Linked DNA regions of Homo sapiens: region 1 is linked to region 2. A link is an interaction called in ENCODE POLR2A ChIA-PET data of the cell type or tissue named here. Cell type or tissue: OCI-LY7. All regions are shown on one strand. Each heading gives the region's core, and the rest is flanking DNA. Links, peaks and the distances in the headings are about the cores only.

Evidence for each region. Peaks named below come from ENCODE experiments on the same cell type or tissue, not always from the same donor. Only the 100,000 strongest peaks of a DNase experiment are listed, where the experiment ranks them.
Region 1: POLR2A ChIA-PET joins it to region 2 with 6 read pairs; 15 of 35 experiments call an interaction of 5 or more read pairs at or near these places.

What each region holds. Positions count from the first base shown.
Region 1 is chr21:33,368,684-33,379,423 of GRCh38, reverse strand. No RefSeq gene overlaps it. Among named protein-coding and RNA genes, the nearest start is that of IFNGR2, 29 kb to the left of the region's middle. In OCI-LY7, for the core only: a CTCF peak has its summit at 4,583 (motif pointing right); DNase peaks (open chromatin) are centred at 4,003, 4,613, 4,853, 5,173 and 2 weaker places; H3K4me3 peaks cover 2,254 bases; H3K27ac peaks cover 4,509 bases.
Region 2 is chr21:33,271,231-33,279,230 of GRCh38, reverse strand. It overlaps IFNAR2-IL10RB (IFNAR2-IL10RB readthrough), which reads right to left. Exons shown (of 13, transcript NM_001414505.1): 9 at 2,478-2,635. IL10RB (interleukin 10 receptor subunit beta) reads right to left here. Exons shown (of 7, transcript NM_000628.5): 3 at 2,478-2,635. Among named protein-coding and RNA genes, the nearest start is that of IL10RB, 8.9 kb to the right of the region's middle. In OCI-LY7, for the core only: no CTCF peak of the experiment used is centred there; no DNase peak of the experiment used is centred there.

The sequences.
Region 1 (10,740 bases), core at 1,070-9,069, 99 kb before region 2:
GAAAAATATATTTTCCAAAACAAAAAAGTATTCTTTGATAAAATTGCTCAAAAAAAAGAAAGAAAAAGAAAGTGGGCCCCTAAAACACTGCTCATAATCGCCCCCAAAAGTGGCAACAAGCCAAATGTCCATCAACTTATAACTAGATACAAAGCACGCGACATATCCAAATGGTGGAAATTATTTGGCAATAAAGAAAAGAAGCACTGATACACGCTTCGACATGGACCAACCTCAAAAATGTGATGCTGAGTGAAAGAAGCCAGTCACAAAGGTCATGTATTGTATGATCCTCTTTATGTAAAATTTCCAAAATGGGCGTATTCATAGAGACAGAAAGTACATTAATGGATGCCAGGGGCTGGCAGGAGGGGAGACGGGGAGTGACTTTTAACGGGTACGGGACATCCAGCTCACAGATGCTCTGCTTAATTTGGAGGTCACACATTCCTCCAGCATTCTCCAGAGTTTTGCCATTTAATTTTGATTTATGTATTTTGAGACAGAGTTTCGTTCTTGTCGCCCAGGCTGGAGTGCAGCGGTGCGATCTTGGCTCAGTACAACCTCTGCCTCCTGGGTTCAAGCGATTCTCCTGCCTCAGCCTCCCAAGTAGCTGGGATTACAAGCATATGCCACCATGCCCGGCTAACTTTTTGTATTTTTAGTAGAGATAGGGTTTCACCATGTTGGTCAGGCTGGTCACAAACTCCTGACCTTAAGTGATCTGCCCGCCTCGGCCTCCCAAAGTGCTGGGAATACAGGCGTGAGCAACCGCGCCCGGCCAAAATTGCTATTCTTTAAAAAGAGATTTTAAAACATCTCTTTAGTTTCTGTCCTAATAGAAGGAAGCTGGGTTTTTACATCTGCTCTGCTCTGCACGGGTGCAATATCACATATGCAGCCGCTAGAAAATCCCATTGCATATCCCACTGAAAGAATGATAGTGAAAAAGACAATTCATCTCTTGGTTGGTTATGAAAACAGTTTTGACCTTGCATCCCCTCTGAAAGGAGTTCTGGATACTTTGAGAACTACTGTTCTAAAACACTTAGATGCAATTAAAAGCTTTGCCATGGCCGGGCATGGTGGCTCATGCCTGTAATCGCAGCACTTTGGGAGGCCGAGGTGGGAGGGTCACCTGAGGCCAGGAGTTCAAGACCAGCCTGGCCAATATGGCGGAACCCCGTCTTTACTAAAAGTACACAAACTAGCCGGGTGTGGTGGCGCACCTGTAATTACAGCTACTCAGGAGGCTGAGGCTCTAAATCGCTTGAATCTGGGAGGCACAGGTTGCAGTGAGCCAGGATGGTGCTACTGCACTCCAGCCTGGGCAACAGAGCACGACTTTGTCTCAAAACAAACAAATAAACAAGACAGCTTTGCCAGTATCCATGAGCTTGGGAAAGTGACTGGATACATGTCAAATGTATGCAAATAAATTGCTTTGCCATATACCAACATCTCTGGAATGTCCCAGGCTCCACACAGCGTGTGTGTATACTGTATCGCCTTTATAGAGAATCTCAAATCTCAACAATCCAGTTGTCCCTTAGCTATGTTGCTGGAAGTCCAGGCTTTGGCTTTTGAAAGGCTCCTTCTCTTCCGCCATTTCTTCAAAGGGCTCCTGGGTGGGGAGAGAAGAGCAGATGGGAAGCCTAGGCAGCAAAGCAGGGCTCACACATATCCTCAGAAATGCACCTGCTGCAAGCAGCCCTACTGTTGGCTGTGCCCTGCCTTCTCTGCTATGTTGCTGTTGGCTATGCCTTCTCTGTGCTGCTGACACTGCTGCTGACTGCTCCGGCTCTTTTGCCAGGTCTTTCAGACAGAGTCCCCACAGTTCTTTCAGCACTGCCTGCTTAGTCCCATCGCTCCTGGGCACTGGAGAAGCAAGTGAATGATAGAGGTTGGGCCAAGGGGTAATTAGGTGGAGAATGTTCTTACAGTCTACAAATTCTGCCACCCTTTCTATCGCCAGCCAGCATCTGCATTCATGAGACATTCGTCAAAAGGGGCTGAGTTTTCTCTTCCTCCAGTTAAGATCCCTTGCAAGAAGGGAGCTGTACAGATGGGTTTCTGGACCTCATGTGAGTCAAGAGGTGACTGGTCATCTGTGTCTGTCAATTCTCACAGTCCAGGGACTTTCAGGGCACCATATTCAGAGCAGGTGAGCACACAGTGGCTAACTATGAGTCTCATTTCATACCTGTCAAAATGCTGCGGTGACTGTGGTCACTGCCATGAGGATGGGAAATTTTTAAGAGCATGGAAAAAAAAATCCCAGAAAAACTGGCAAATTGGAGAAAGTAGAGAAGGTGGCTGTGCTAGATAGAAAGGAGAGTAAATAAGGAAAAGGGCAGGTTGAGCACAGTGTGATTGCTGGGAGAAAATGAGGGACCGAGAGGTGAGCGGTGCCCACCTCTGGAAGGTTTTGTTTGTCCCCTACATGGGATGAGTGGCGCTGGAGGAAGACAAGGTGGGAAGGAAGCTCCCTCCTCCAGGTGCCTCCGGAAGCCCAGTGCTGATGTCGCTGAACACGAAGGGAGAGTGTCACTGTCACGGCACCAGTGGCTTCTTTGTGGCTAAATCCAAAGGGTGCATTTTAGCTCTTTCCTTCCAAAAGCAGTTGATATTTTCAGTGTCATTCAAATTTATAAGAAAAAAACTTATTACCTTTTAAAAAGATCATTATTAATTATTATTATTATTATTATTATTATTATTTGAGACAGGGTCTCACTCTGTCACCCAGGCTGGAGTGCAGTGGCGCAGTCTTGGTTCACTGCATCCTCTGCCTTCTAGGTTCAAGCCATTCTCATGCCTCAGCCTCCCAAGTAGCTGGGATTACAGGTACCCGCCACCATGCCTGGATAATTTTTGTAATTTTAGGAGAGCTGGTATTTCACCATGTTCGACAGGCTGGTCTTGAATTCCTGACCTCAGATGATCCACCCGCCTCGGCCTCCCAAAGAGTTGGGATTACAGGCATGAGCCACCGCAGTCGGCCAAAAATTATTTTTAAAAGATTATTTTAAAAATATTATTTTCTTGTGTCTACTCAGGATTTTGTCTGTAATACTAATTTTCAAGTGTCTCCCGATTTTATCCTACTTATAATTGCATACTATCAAGTGTAGTTGTGTCTCAGCCCCGGAATTTTCTGTTTAAATATTCTTCCTGAAATAGAATGTTTTTACATAATCAACAGCTCATTTATTGCCCAATTAAAAAAACAGCCTTATCTAGGTATAATTTACATGCCACAAACTCATCCATCTTAAATGTATACATCAATAATTCTTATTAACTTCAGAGTTATATAAATACTACCACAATCTAGTTTTAGAAAAATTTTTGTTTAACTTTTTGAAAACACCTTAAATGAAATTAGCATTAGAGAAAAAAATATGTCTATTTTAAAAACCCTGAAATTTGAACTTTTTTTTTTTTTTTTTTTGAGATGGAGTCTTGCTCTGTTTCCCAGACTGGAGTGCAGTGGCACGATCTCAGCTCACTGCAACCTCTGTCTCCTGGGTTTAAGCGATTCTGCTGCCTCACCCTCCCTAATTTTTGTATTTTTAGAAGAGATGGGGTTTCGCCATGTTGGCCAGGCTGGTTTTGAACTCCTGATCTCAGGTGATCCACCCACCTCAGCCTCCCAAAGTGTTGGAATTACAGGCGTGAGCCATCTTGCCCAGCCTGAACATATTTTTTAAATGGTGTGTTTTTTTCTTTCAATGACACTAGCTTAAACTAAGCCATTTGAACTCTTATTTTAATGGATCAACTATTTGATCATTTATTTAACATCATGTGATAGTTAATGTTATGTGTCAATTTCACTAGGTTATGCTACCCAGGCATTCGGTCAGACATTATTCTAGATGTTTCTGTGAAGATGCTTTTTAGATGTGTCCTAATTTTCTGAATGGTGGCTTGGACCAGGGTAGTAGCAGTGGAAGTGGTAAAAGTGGTCAGAGTGGAGGTATTTTGGTAGCATGGGTGCGATTTCCTGACAGATAGAATGCGGGTCATGAGAAAGGCAGGAGTCAGGGGTGGCATAAGGTTTTTGACCTTAGCGACTGGAAGGAAGGAGTGGCTACTTATGTTGATGGGAAAAGACTGAAGAGTGGGACGGTTTGATTTGGTTTAAAATCAGCATCAGCACCTCCCATTTTATAATGGAGGACTTGTGTGTGTGTGTGAAGGAAAATGTGTCTTGGTTGAGTGCAGTGGCTCATGCCTGTAATCCCAGCACTTTGGGAAGCTGAGACAGGAGGATCACTTGAGCCCAGGAGTTCAAGACCAATCTGGGCAACATAGCAAGACCTTGCCTCTATTGAAAAAAAAAAAAAGTGACTGAAGCACATGACCCTAGAATCATCTAGATAATACTGCAACTATGAACTGCGCTAGAAGCTGCATGCTCATCATTTCTCTTTACAATGTCCCTGTGATACCGATGTGAGCATGAGCATGCCAAGTTTATGTTTATTACTATAATTATTATATAATACTTACCAAGCACTTCTTGGGGTTTTAGGTACAGAGACCTAAAGTTATTTGCCCAAAGTCACACGGCCAGTAGGTGGCAGGGCTGGAATTCAAATTGGGTTACTGTACCCTGGAGTCCCTATCCCTTCAAGACATTGTTTTGTGCCTAATTGCGAATCTGAACTTTGTACAACCTCCAAAAGAAATACTTGATAATAATTCTGAATCATCCATTTCCACACTCTAGGGGGGTGAACTAAGTAATTTTTTTCATATTGCAACTGTTTGCTTTTAAGTTCTACAAATAGAAAAAATAAGCATTTCCCTATTGAAGAGGAAGTGTAACTGGACACTACATGCTTTGCTTAGTCAAGGGGAAAATTTAATATAAAAACCACTATACATTTGAGGAAGTGGGTCAAGAGGCTGAAAGGCCAACAAAGAATCAGAGAAATGTATGCTTCTCCATAATAATTGTTTACAGTTGAAGGAAAGTCCCAAAAGCAGTATACATCCCAAATTTCTACTTTGTCCAAGTCAAAGATCCTTGAACCTGGCAATGAGTAGATGTGCACCTTATAGGGCATACAATACACTCACACAGTTTGTAGGATGAACAAATATACTCGGTCTTCTTTCTTTCAACTTCCTTTCCCTGAAGTGACAAGCAGCAACAGAACTAGGAAGACCCAGCTTTGCTTCATGTATTTATTCTTGATGATTATTGTCATAAAGATGTGAGTTTCAGGAAGTAGATACCAGCCAAACTGGTACAGAGCTGGTTACAGAAGGCAGCTTTTGGGTATAATCCCAGTTTAATTTTAGAGGAAAACACGTGCAACACAAATGCTTTATTTTACCAACTTGTTTTCCATGCAGTTATGATTTTAATGAAATCAAATAAACTCTTCTTGCTCAGGGTGAATATATACTTGAACTTCATAAATAATCATTTCAGATGAATTCTCCCAGTTTCGAAGAAACTGGTCATCTGGTAGCAGAGCCTGCTTACTATTCCCCAAGGGGTCTGCTCACCACACTGGCACCTCCTGCCTTTTGCTTGTCTCTCTACTGGTTCAGCCAACTCTGGGCATAAATCCCTCCCTTCATTTTCCAAAGAGATAGTGGTGACAAGATTACAGCTTTAATGTGACTTCCCTGAAGGTTTATGGGTAAAGGAAGGGAATTCCTACCCAGGCAGTCACTTGTTAATGCTGCCATGCTGGGGCCATGCTTGGAACCCACAGGAATGAACTCAGGGCCTTGAAGGGCCTCCTGTCTGCTAAGGAGCCAGGCCAACCTCTTCAGAATCACAGTGCCCTCAGGCAAATCTCTCACCCTGGTAGATGCCCACGCACCTTGAGATCAGAGGGAGGGAGAGGTGCCTCCCTGAATCAGGGATTATGGATTCCTTCAAGTCTTCATTTCCTGGCCTGAAGTTCATTTCATTTGCTTCCCAGGAGGGCTGAGGCTCACTCTCGTTGTTTTTTTTTTTTTTCGGAGTCTCACTCTATTAGCAGGCTGGAGTGCAGTGGCGCGATCTCGGCTCACTGCAGCCTCCGCCTCTCAGATTCAAGCAATTCTCCTGCCTCAGGCTCCCGAGTAGCTGGAACTACAGGTGCGCACCACCGCGCCCAGCTAATTTTTGTATTTTTAGTAGAGACGGGGTTTCACCATGTTGGCCAGGCTGGTCTTGATCTCTTGACCTCATGATCTGCCCGCCTCAGCCTCCCAAAGTGCTGGGATTACAGGCGTGAGCCACGGCGCCCGCCCATTCTCATTTCTTTTTTTTTTTTTTGAGACGGAGTCTCGCTGTGCCTCCCAGGTTGGAGTGCAGTGGCGCGATCTCGGCTCACTGCAAGCTCCGCCTCCCAGGTTCATGCCATTCTCCTGCCTCAGCCTCCCAAGTAGCTGGGACTACAGGCGCCCACCACCATGCCCGGGTAATTTTTTGTATTTTTAGTAGAAACGGGGTTTCACCGTGTTAGCCAAGATGGTCTCGATCTCCTGACCTCGTGATCCGCCCGTCTCGGCCTCCCAAAGTGCTGGGATTACAGGCCCATTCTCATTTCTTTTAGGAGCAACCTCTCTACTCCACCCACAAGGTGAGGCCTGGCCCCAGGGTTCCCCAAAAACAATCCTACCGCACCCGCGCACCTGGGCGGTGCCCTCTGGAGCCAGTCCAATGGTCTCCTTCAGCATTAAGTGAGGGCATGGGTGTCTTGCTACAGACCTGGGGGCTGCTGGCCTCTCTGCAGTGACAAATGCTACATCCCATGCTCATACCTTCCCAAGTAGAAGCAATCACTTTTAGTAGCAGAAAAATTGAAATACGTCTCTCAAAGTAACAAAGTCAAGTGTATGCACACTTTGGCCAGGCGCGGTGGCTCACGCCTGTAATCCCAGCACTTTGGGAGGCTGAGATGGGTGGATCACGAGGTCAGGAGATCGAGACCATCCTGGCTAACATGGTGAAACCCCGTCTCTATGAAAAAAATACAAAAAAAAATTAGTTGGGCGTGGTGGTGAGCGCCTGTGGTCCCAGCTACTTGGGAGGCTGACGCAGGAGAATGGCGTGAACCCGGGAAGAGGAGCTTGCAGTGAGCCGAGATTGCGCCACTGCACTCCAGCCTGGGCAACAGAGTGAGACTCCATCTCAAAAAAAAAAAAAAAAAAAAAAGAGTATGCACAATTTTAGGGGTTTCTGGTGATTTTCCAGAAGTGTGGACACAGATGTGTCTAAGGCATAGTCTCTCCACCTGGTCACTGTTGACGTTTTGGGCCAGATGATACTTGGGTGGGGAAAAAGGGACTGTTCTGTGCATGTACCCACTAGATGCCAGTAGCACCTACCCCCACCCTCCAGTTGTGACAACCGAAAATGTCTCCAGACAATGCGAAATTCCTCTGGGGGTAAAACTGCCACCACTGCTTTAATGCAATTAATTTGCAATCTCTCAGCTTCCATAAGTGCTTTTGCCTACAATTCATCTTCAGGGCCCACGTTTTGAGGTTCTTTTCCACCTTCCCTTCCACAATCACCCTTCCTTTACTTCATAAAGAAAAGCATGCTCCTCTCTCCCACCCTTGGACTCTCACTAGGATGACCTGGGTGTGAAAATCTCTGGGGCACAAGCTAAGAGACAACTCAGTTGAGAAACAGAATGATTCCAGTGACTGGGTGACAAGCCCTTTAAGAAGGCTGGCACTTATTAATATTTGCTTACAAAAATAATGTAAGTAGGAACTACTCAAATTGCCTGCTGACCAATCAATCATTGTACAAATTTTTGAAGGTTTTATTATGGGAAATTTTATATGTTCCTGAAATTAGAGAGAAGTATAATGAGCCACTCAGCTGAGTTCCCAACACTCAGCTTCGATTAGCAACATGAAAATCAGGATTTTAAACATTTATGATGACTGTTATGGTGACGAAGGGAAAACTTCCTCTTCACCCTCTGAGGTTTTGCTGAAAAATCAGTGGACAAAAGGCTGATAAAGGCTGGGCCTGGTGGCTCACACCTATAATCCCAGCACTTTGGGAGGCTGAGATGGGTGGATCGCTTGAACCCAGGAATTTGAGACCAGCCTGACCAACGTGGCGAAACCCTGTCTCTACTAAAAATAGAAAAACTAGACAGGTGTGGTGGGGCGTGCCTATAATCCCAGCTATTTGGGAGGCTGAGGCATGAGAATCACTTGAAATCACTTGAACCTGGGAAGTGGAAGCTGCAGTGAGCCGAGATCATGCCACTGCACTCCAGCCTGGGCAACAGAGTGAGACTCCATCTCAGAAAAAAAAAAAAAGGGCAGATTAAAAGGATAAAAGGCATTCAAATGTATTAACGTGCACACAGGAGAACCCCAGAGTGATGACCCCAACTCCCCAGTGGGGCTCAGTAGCTTCCATGCCTTCCTGAGTGTACAGACAGAATGGGGACTTGAATCATGGCAAAACAGGTATGGGAGGGGGAGAAGATGAGGTCTGGTTAGCAAAGGTGGTCTTGTTAGAAAGTTTACAGATAGCAGTGCTCAGAGAGAATAGGTGATGAATGCTTTTCGGACCTTTAAAGATGTCTGACTCTCAGTTAATCTTTCCTGGATAGGACAAGGGAGGGCCTGAGAGGAAGCCTGGTTGCATCCGTGCAGATTTTCTCGACAGATGCAAATCTCCCTGACAAAAGACAGCGTTTTAGTTGCTCTTGTATTTCTAGCCCTTCTGAATCACCATCTTGAACTATGTCAAGGAAATATATTTTGGGGTGAAATATTTTGGTTTTCTTCACTATGGAAAGTTTCAGACTTGTACAGAAATAGACTAGGGTTATGAACCTCTCTGTGCCTGTCACCTAGTATATTAGGTTTCTGTTGCTGTGCAACAAATTCCTACACACTTAGCAGCTTAGAACAATATTCATGGATTAGCTCACACCCTGTGGTCAGAAGTCCAGCATGGCTAGGCTCTCTGCTCAGCATATTGTAAGGTTGAAGTCAAGGTGTCGGCTGGGCTGTGTTCTCATCTGAAGGCTCTGTGGGGGAGAATTCTTGAAGTCTGCTCCTGTTGGCAGAATTCCATTCCTTGCGGCTGCAGGACCTAGGACCCTGTTTCCATGCTGACTGCCCACAGTGGCTGCCCCAGCTGCTACCAGCCACTTGCATCCCATGCACTGTGGCTCCCTCCACCTTAAAGCCATCAGCAGCCTGTTGAATCCCTGTGCTTTGAATTGCTGTCTGGGAGGAGCCAGAGAAAACTCTGCTTTTGGAGGGCTCATGTGATTTAGGTCAGGCCCACCAGAATACTCCTCTCCCCGGCTAGCGGTCAACTGTGCCAAAGAAGCTAGTTACAGGAGTAAAATCTATTGCCAGACAGTACTGGGGATGATACAGGGTGTTTATATCAGAGGTAGGGACCTTGGGGACCATCTTTGAATTCTACCTATCACACTCAGCTTTAAGAATTATCCATTCACGGCTAGTTTTGTTTCAACTTGTACAGGATGAGTTCCCTGGAAGCAGGCTCTGAGATCCAGGTTAGCTTGCAGGAAGTTGAATAGGGAGTGCTCCCAGGATCAAATCTGTGCAAGGGAGAGAAGGAAGCAGGGCTGGGAAGAGTGAGTTCTAGGGGATGGACCTGGGAGCTGACCCAGTGGGGCAAGCCCTGATGGAGAAGACACTGGATGTGGGCTGTCACAGACAAGGGCTCAGCACAGGCTGGTACTCCTCAGTGAGGTGCTTCTTGAAGATACTGACAGAGCCAGGCTGTCTCTTGGCAATGCTTCAGCAGGTGGGGGAATAAGGCCTTCCCTTGTGCACAGTGCATTACACCCATTGCACTGCCCTGCATTTCTGTACCTTTCCTCCAGTGTTCATTTGAAGTAAATTTCAAATATTATCTTACTTCATCTATAAACATTTCAGACGCATCTTATTTAAAGCACAAGATACCATAATATTATTAGCTGGCACAAAATAAGTTAGTAATTCATATTACAAAAATTGTGGGAGGTGCAGTGGCTCAGGCCTATTGTCCTGGCACATAATCACATAATGAGGTGAGGTCAGGTGTTCGAGACCAGCCTGGGCAACATAGGAAGCCCTCATCTATGTGACAAATGAAAACAAAAAAAATTTAGCTGGGCATGGTGGCTCATGCCTGTAATCCCAGCACTCTGGGAGGCTGAGGTGGGTGGATCACCTGAGGTCAGGAGTTCAAGACCAGCCTGGCCAACATGACAAAACTCTGTCTCTACTAAAAATACAAAATTAGACAGGTGTGGTGGTGTGCACCTGTAGTCCCAGCTACTCTGGAGGCTGAGGCAGGAGAATCCTTTGAGCCCGGGAGGTGAAGTTTGCAGTGAGCTGAAATTGCACCATTGCACTCCAGCCTGGGCAACAGAGCAAGACTCCGTATCCAAAAAAAAAAAAAAAAAATTGTTGGTGTTAAAAGTTTTAATTGTCTTGACACAGGATTTTTCTCTACCACTTTGCCAAGCAGGGACCTCCATGGCTGGGGACACACACCCCCACTCCCAACCTCACCTGGGCTTTGCTCAGCCCCAGGCCTGCTGCTGGAGACATCCTGACCACTCAGCCCCACCTGCATTATGGCTTGTACCCAGTTCCCAAGCTCTTGTCCAAGAAGAATGAGAAGAATGAGGATATGCTGACAATTCGAAGGCGGAGGATGGGCAGAGAAGAATTTTGTTGAGCAGAACAGCTCTCAGTGGAGAGTGGACGTGGGGGTGG
Region 2 (8,000 bases), core at 1-8,000:
GCTCCTTCACTTCATATGGGTCTCTGCTCAAATGCTACTTCCTCAGAGAGACTGTATCTTACCATTCTATGTAGAAGTGCAGCTCCCATTACTTTCTGTCCTATTGCCTTGCTTCAGTCTTCTTAAGAACCATAGTCACTACCTGTCATGTAATATGTATCTATTTATTTATTATCTGTATTCCTGATTAGCACATATATGCTCCATGAGGTATTTTGTCTCGTTCATTGTTGTAGCTTCAGTGCTCAGAATGCAGCTGTTACACAGATGTACTCAATAATAACTATAGAATGATTCATAAATGGTTCCAGGCAATCATGGTGTTTGAGTTATGTCCTGTATTCTTCTTTGGCTGCTGTTACTTTTTCAGGGCTGTTAATGGACCTGCTTCCATCATTCTAAAGTGCTCGTCTGAAAACCAGACAAGAAAACTTGTTGGAATACTTTGCCAAAGCAAGTATAAATAGGTTATGCATGATGCCTGGAAACACTTTCCTATCACTAAAATACATAGACTTCAAGAGGCAAATCTCCAATATTGGGTAGTAGTTGCTAAGAGCACAGAAGCAAGAGCCTGGGTCTGAATCCTTGCTCAGCCACTCATGACCTGTATGACTTTTTGACAAGCTGCTTAACCGTGTTGTACCTAGGCTCTAAAGGGAACTTCCATGGATGGGAGCTAACAGGATTTGGGACAAGTTAGGACCTGGTAAGCCAGTTAGCAATTATAGGAGCAAAAACTTGTACTTTTAACTATTGTGAAACTTACTTTTCTGTTCATCTTTCCTTTGTTTTTGTAAAGGTACCATTAGAAAATATAATCTAACTTTGATAATTTATGATTCCAAAAGTAAGACGTTTTTACCCAGGCTTGGGATGGAATTGGGAAAGGGAAGAAAGGCATCCTAGCATCATTCTCTACCAGGGAGGATGTAACTGTAGGGGTCATGGGGGTCCAGAGCAGGGACCGGCATAAAGACCACTCCCCATATAGAGACACTTCTTTTTTTGAGATAAGACTTCACTCTGGTCACCCAGGCTGCTGGAGTGCAGTGGTGTGATAATGGCTCACTGCAGCCTTGACTTCCCAGGCTCAGATGACTCTCCCACCTCAGCCTCCCAAGTAGCTGGGACTACAAGCACACTCCACCATGCCTGGCTAATTTTTTTTTTTTTTTTTTTTTGGTATTTTTTTTGTTTTTTGTAGAGACAGGGTTTCACCATGTTGCCCAGGCTGGTCTTAAATTCCTGGGCTCAAGGACAAGTGTGGTGGTTCATGTCTGTAATCCCAGCACTTTGGGAGGCTGAGGCAGGTGGATCACTTAAGGTCAGGAGTTCAAGACCAGCCTGGCCAACATGGTGAGACCCCGTCTCTACTAAAAATACAAAAAAATTTAGCTGGGCATAGTGACAGGCACTTGAAGTCCCAGCTACTCAGGAGGCTGAGGCACGAGAATCATTTGAACCCTGGAGGCAGTTTGCAGTGATCTGAGATCGCGCCACTGCACTTCAGCCTGGGTGTCAGAGTGAGACTTTGTCTCAAAAAAAAAAAAAAAAAAAAAGAAAGAAAGAAAGAAAAAAAGAAAATTCCTGGGCTCAAGTGATCCACCACCTCAGCCTCCCAAAGTGTTGGGATCATAGACGTGAGCCACCATGCCTAGCCAGAGACAATTCTTTTAGTGCTTTTCTCTATGTGAGTTTTGAAGGGCTGTATGTGAATTTTGTGAATTAGGTTCTTTTAACCTCTAATCTTCTTTACTCTCTCAATTGCTAATATATGGTTTAATTAGTTTTCAATTCCTGATATTCTAAATATGCTCATCTCATATTTAGGGGACTCTGGTGGTCACCATGACCCTCCAAATCTAACCTGGGAACAATATTTTTTTTTTTTTTGAGACCAAGTCTCACTCTATTGCCCAGGCTGGAGTGCAGTGGCGTGATCTCGGCTCACTGCAATCTCCACCTAACCTGGGAACAATTTTTGATGCTGACCAACCAGTCTGACCCAACCCACCTGCCATCAGCCCTATCCCTCCCTCTGTCCTTCGCTCTGGGCAAGCCGGCTGTCCGCATCATATTTTCCATCTCTACATCTGCCTTCATTCTTTTGCCTATCACGTTATGTTTCTTTGTTTAAGTCATAATTCCATACTGACTTTCTCCCAGAAAATTCACCACAAGAATCCTTCCAGAACTTCTCCTCAACAGCACGGGCCCCAACATAGTCACATCCTTGAGGCACTGAAGGTGTTAGATTTATATTTAATTGTTGCATTGATGATATGCCTATCTTTTTCTGTCTCTCCCATGAATTCTTTAGGGATACAACTCTCTTTATTATATTCCTTAAGCTCCTTGTGCAAGGCCATCCATTTGTGGGCCCTCAAAGAATTCTTGTTGATGGACCAACCAATGTGGAAAAAAACAAGGCAAGATGATGACATTACAAAAAAAGGGAAAACAAAATGGCTTACTGTCATCCACAGGACAGAAGGTGATGTTTACCCAGTCTGAATGCTCATCTGCAAATTCAGCCCTGACTCTCAAGGTGTGGTCACCATACTTGGAAAGACTTGAGAAATCACATTCCGTCAAGGTAGTATTCATGCATTTATCTTGGAATATCCTATAACTACACAATCAAAAAGATAGGTCAATCAGGAGAGTTCTGGCTTCAGTCTCCCTGAGGCTGACTGGTACTTAATTTGGAGGGGGGGGCGGCGCGGGAGTGGAAACTGTGTTAAACATAGAAATACGTGTCTTCAAAACAGAACTTCTCAGAGACTTGAACATCTTAATGACTACGTGCCTCTCCAAGGGGTTGAGTATTCAGCATACTTGACCAAGAAAGCTTGCTTCCTTGATTACGTATTTTTGAAAACAGGGGCATGTGATTTATGAGACATTGATTTACAAAAATTTACCAAAATAAAGATATTACAATGATTTTCAATAAAGTCATGTGCTGCATAATGACATTTCGGTAGATGACAGACCACATATACAACGTTGATGCCCTAAGATAATGATACTGTATTTTTACTGTACCTTTTCTATGTTTAAATACATTTAGATGTAGACATACCTCATTTTATTGTGATTTGCTTTACTGTACTTCACAGATATTGCATTTTACAAATCGAAGGTCTGCAGCAACCCTGCATTGAGCAAGTCTATTGGTGCCATTTTTCCAACAGCACATGCTCACTTCATGTCTTTATGTCACATTTTGGTAATTCTCGCAATATTTCAAAACTTTTCATCATGATTATATGTGTTATGGTGATCTGTGATCAGTGATCTTTGATGTTACTGTTGTAATTGTTTTGGGGTACCATGAACCACACCTATATAAGACAGTGAAATTAATCAATAGATGTTGTGAGTGTTCTGACTTCTCCACCCACTGTCCACTCTCCTGCCTCTCTCCTTCTCCTCGGGCATCCCTATTCCAAAAGCTGCAAAGGATTAAGCTTAGTGAGGAAGGCATATTGCAGGCCACAACAGGCCCCTTGGGCCAAACAGTTAGCCAAGTTGTGAATGCAAAGGAAAAGTTGTTGAAGGAAATTTAAAGTGCTACTCCAGTGAACACATTAATAATAAGAAAGTAAAACAGCCTTATTGAAAATATGCAGAAAGTCTCAGTGGTCTGGATAGAAGATCAAACCAGCCACACCATTCCCTTAAGCCAAAGTCTAATCCACAGCAAGACCCTAACACTCCAATTCTGTGAAGGCTTAAAGAGGTGAGGAAACTGCAGAAGAAAAGTTGGGGCTGGGTGTGGTGGCTCACGCCTGTAATCCCAGCACTTTGTGAGTCTGAGGTGGGCGGATCATCAGGTCAGGAGTTCAAGACCAGCCTGACCAACATGGTGAAACCCCACCTCTACTAAAAATACAAAAAAATTAGCCGGGCATGGTGGCATGCACCTGTAATCTCAGCTACTCAGGAGGTTGAGGCAGGAGAATCACTTGAACCCGGGAGGCAGAGGTTGCAATAAGCCGAGATTGTGTCACTGTATTCCAGCTTGGGCAACAGAGCGAGACTCCATCTCAAAAAAAAAAAAAAAAAAAAAGAAAAGTTGGAAGTTAGCAGAGGTTGGTTCATAAGGTTTAAGGACAGAAGCCATCTCCATAATATAAAAGTGCAAGGTGAAGCAGCAAGTGCCCATGTAGAAGCTGCAGCAAGTTATCCAGAAGATCTAGCTAAAATCTAGCTAAAATGATGAAGGTGGATACTCTAAACAACAGATTTTTAATGTAGATGAAACAACCTTCTATTAAGATGTCATCTAGGACTTTCATAGTTACAGAGGAGAAGTCAATGCCTGGCTTCAAAGCTTCAAAGAACAGGCTGACTCTTGTTAAGGGCTAATGTAGCTGGTGACTTTAAGTTGAAGCCAACACTGGATTACCATTTTGAAAATCAGAGAGCTCTTAAGAATTATGCCAAATCTACTCTGCCTGTGCTCTACAAATGGAGCAACAAAGCCTGGAGGACGGCACATCTGTTTACAGCATGGTTTACTGAATATTTTAAGCCCAGTATTAAGACCTACTGCTCAGGATAAAAAGTTTTCTCTCAAAATATTACCTCTCATTGACAATGTACCTGGTTCCCCAAGAACTCTGATGGAGATTTAAAAGGAAATTAATGCTGTTTTCATGCCTGCTAACACAACATCCATTCTGTAGCCCATGGGTCAAGGAGTTATTTCGACTTTCAAATCTTATTATTTAAGAAATATATTTTGAAGCTGGGCACAGTGGCTCATGCCTGTAATCTGAGCACTTTGGGAGGCCAAGGCGGGCAAATCACTTGAGGTCAGGAGTTCGAGACCAGCCTGGCCAACATGGTGAAACCCTGACTTTACTAAAAAAAAAATACAAAAATTAGCCTGGTGTGGTGTCACTACTTGGGAAGCTGAGGCAGGAGAATCACTTGAACCTGGGAGGTGGAGGCAGCAGTGATCTGAGATCATACCACTGCACTTCAGCCTGGGCAACAGAGTGAGACTCCATCTTAAAAAATAAAATAAAATGAAATAAAATAAAATAAAGAAATATATTTTGTAAAGTTATAGCTGCCATAGATAGTGATTTCTCTGATGGATCTGGGCAAGGTAAATTGAAAACCTCCCAGAAAGGATTCACCATTCAAAATGCCATTAAGAACACTGGTGATTCATAGGAGGAGGTCAAAATATAACATTAACAGGGGTTTGGAAGAAGCTGATTCCAACCCTCATAGATGACTTTAAGGGGTTCAAGACTTCAGTGGAGGAAGTAACTGCAGATGTGGTGAAAACAGCAAGATAACTAGAATTAGAAGCGGAACCCGAAGATGCGACTGAATTGCTCCAATCTCATGATAAAAGTTGAACAGATGAAGAGTTGTTTCTAATGAGTGAGCAAAGAAAGTGGTTTCTTGAGATGGAATTTATTCCTGGTGAAGATGCTATGAACATTGTTGAAATGACAACAAAGGATTTAGAATATTACATAAACTTAGTTGATAGCAGGGTTTGAAAGGATTCCAATTTTGAAAGAAGTTCTTCTGTGAGTAAAATGCTACCGAACAGCATCTCATGCTACAGAGAAATCTGTCATGAAAGGAAGAGTTAGTTGATGCAGCAGACTTCATTGTCATCTTATTTCAAGAAATTGTCACAGTCACTGCAACTCAGCAACCACTACCCTGATCAGTCAGCAGCCATCCATATCAAGGCAAGATGCTCCACGAGCAAAAGGATTATGACTTGCTGAAGGCTCTGATGATTGCTACCATTTTTCCGCAAGTAAATATTTTAAAATTAAGCTGTGCACATTTTTTTAGACATAACGCTATCACACACTTAATGGACTACAGTATAAACATAATTTTTAGATGCACCGGGAAACAAAAAAATTCATGTGACTCACTCTATTGTGGTTTTAGCTTTATTGTGTTAGTCTGGAACCAAAACTGCCTTATCTCTGTGATATGCCTGTATACAAATACCATTGTGTTACGATTGCCTACAGCACTCAGTACAGTAACATGCTGTACAGGTTTACAGCCTGGGGCAATAGGCTAAACCACATAGCCTAGGTGTATACGAGGCTACACCATCTAGGTTTGTGCAAGTACACTGCATGACGTTCACACAGCAAAACTGTCTAATGATGCATTTCTCAGAATCTACCCCAGTTGTTAAGTGACCCGTGACTGTCCTGTCCTATAAATGACTATCATTGCAATTACTCTGGAAAAATTATAAAACAATTCATCAGTCTCAGTCAGAACACCAGCCCCGACAGCAACCGCTAAAGGGAACATGACAGAAAGTGAAGTGGAAGAAAAGAGATGACATTTGGACATGCCTGTTGGATGCTAGGGAAATACAATCTCCTGAATCTAAGCTCGCAACAGCCAAGGAGGTGTAATTGGCTCCACGTGATCAAAGGAAGCCCAGGCTCTCATCCTGCAAAAAGTGAGGAGCTGGCCCGGCTCAGTGGCTCACGCCTATAATCCCAGCACTCTGGGAGGCCGAGGCAGAGGATCACTTGAGCCCAGGAGTTTGAGAACAGCCTGGACAACGTGGTGAGTCCTTGTCTCTACAAAAAATAAAAAAATTATTTGGGTATGGTGGCATGCGCCTGTAGTCCCAGCTACTCAGTAGGCTAAGGAGGGAAGCTCGCTTGAGCCTGGGAGGTGGAGGCTGCAGTGAGACGTGATTGCACCACTGCACTCCAGCCTGGGCAACAGAGTGACACTGTCTCAAAAAATTTAATTTAATTTAATTTAAAAATTTATAAAATAAAATAAAAAAGTGAGGAGCTATCTGATTGGTCCCCCAAGACATCTTCTGGTGCCAAAACCAATTTGGTTGCTCCCAGAAGTGATGATGAAAGTGATGGTGATAAAAATAACAACAGCCAACATTTATTAAGTACACAGGGGTCAGGCGTGGAGAGCCTAAGAAATCTGCCCAACTGAACTCAGATCTGTTTGACTTCATAGTCTAAGGTAGCACATCACATCTCACAGCATTCTTAGTGATACCTAGAAAAATCCCTTGCAAAAAGTAGATAGAGATCATTGGGATCATGCTATTTTTTCACTTAATATACCACAAATATTTGTCAATCAACCATTTCTTCACGGCTGCTTAACATCCCATCATTTGGAAAATCCAGCGGTCATTTCATTAAGGGGGTTTTCTCACATGTGGCCATATTTTTTTTCCTCCCTACCTTCTTTCTTCCCTTCCGCCTTCCTTCTTTCCAACTCAAGTCCAGCTAATTAAAAAAAAAAATTGTAGAGACAAGAGGCTGCTATGTTGCCCAGGCTGGTCTTGAACTCCTGGCCTCAAATGATTATCCTACCTTGGCCCCCCAAAGTACTGGGATTACTGGCCCATTTCCTTCTTTTAAACTAATGCATCAATTGTCCAGCATGTGCAGTATTTCAAAAGTTGTTTTGCAATAACATCTTTTTCACTAGGTTTTTTTTTTTTTTGAGATGGAGTCTCACTCTGTCACCCAGGCTGGAGTGCAATGGTGCAATCTCAGCTTGCTGCAATCTCTGCCTCCTGGGTTCAAGTGATTCTCCTGCCTCAGCCTTCTGAGTAGCTGGGACTACAGGTATGCACCACCATACCCGGCTAATTTTGTATTTTTAGTAAAGATGGGGTTTTGCCATGTTGGTAAGGCTGGTCTCGAACTCCTGATCTCAGGTGATCCACCCACCTCGGCCTCCCAAAGTGCTGGGATTACGGGCATGAGCCACCGCGCCTGGCCTTCACTAGGTTATTTTTATTGCATGTACAAATACTTCTCCCCGCATTAAATAGGTAATATGACCCATTCCTCATATTTACATCTAATTGTTTTGGATGTTTTTATATTAAAATCACCAGTACATCCTCTGAAGTGCCCCCGGCTCTGGACGCCCTGCCCCAATGCACGCAAACAACAGAGAGTTTGTGCTGTGCAATTGCTCATGCTAAACTCTAA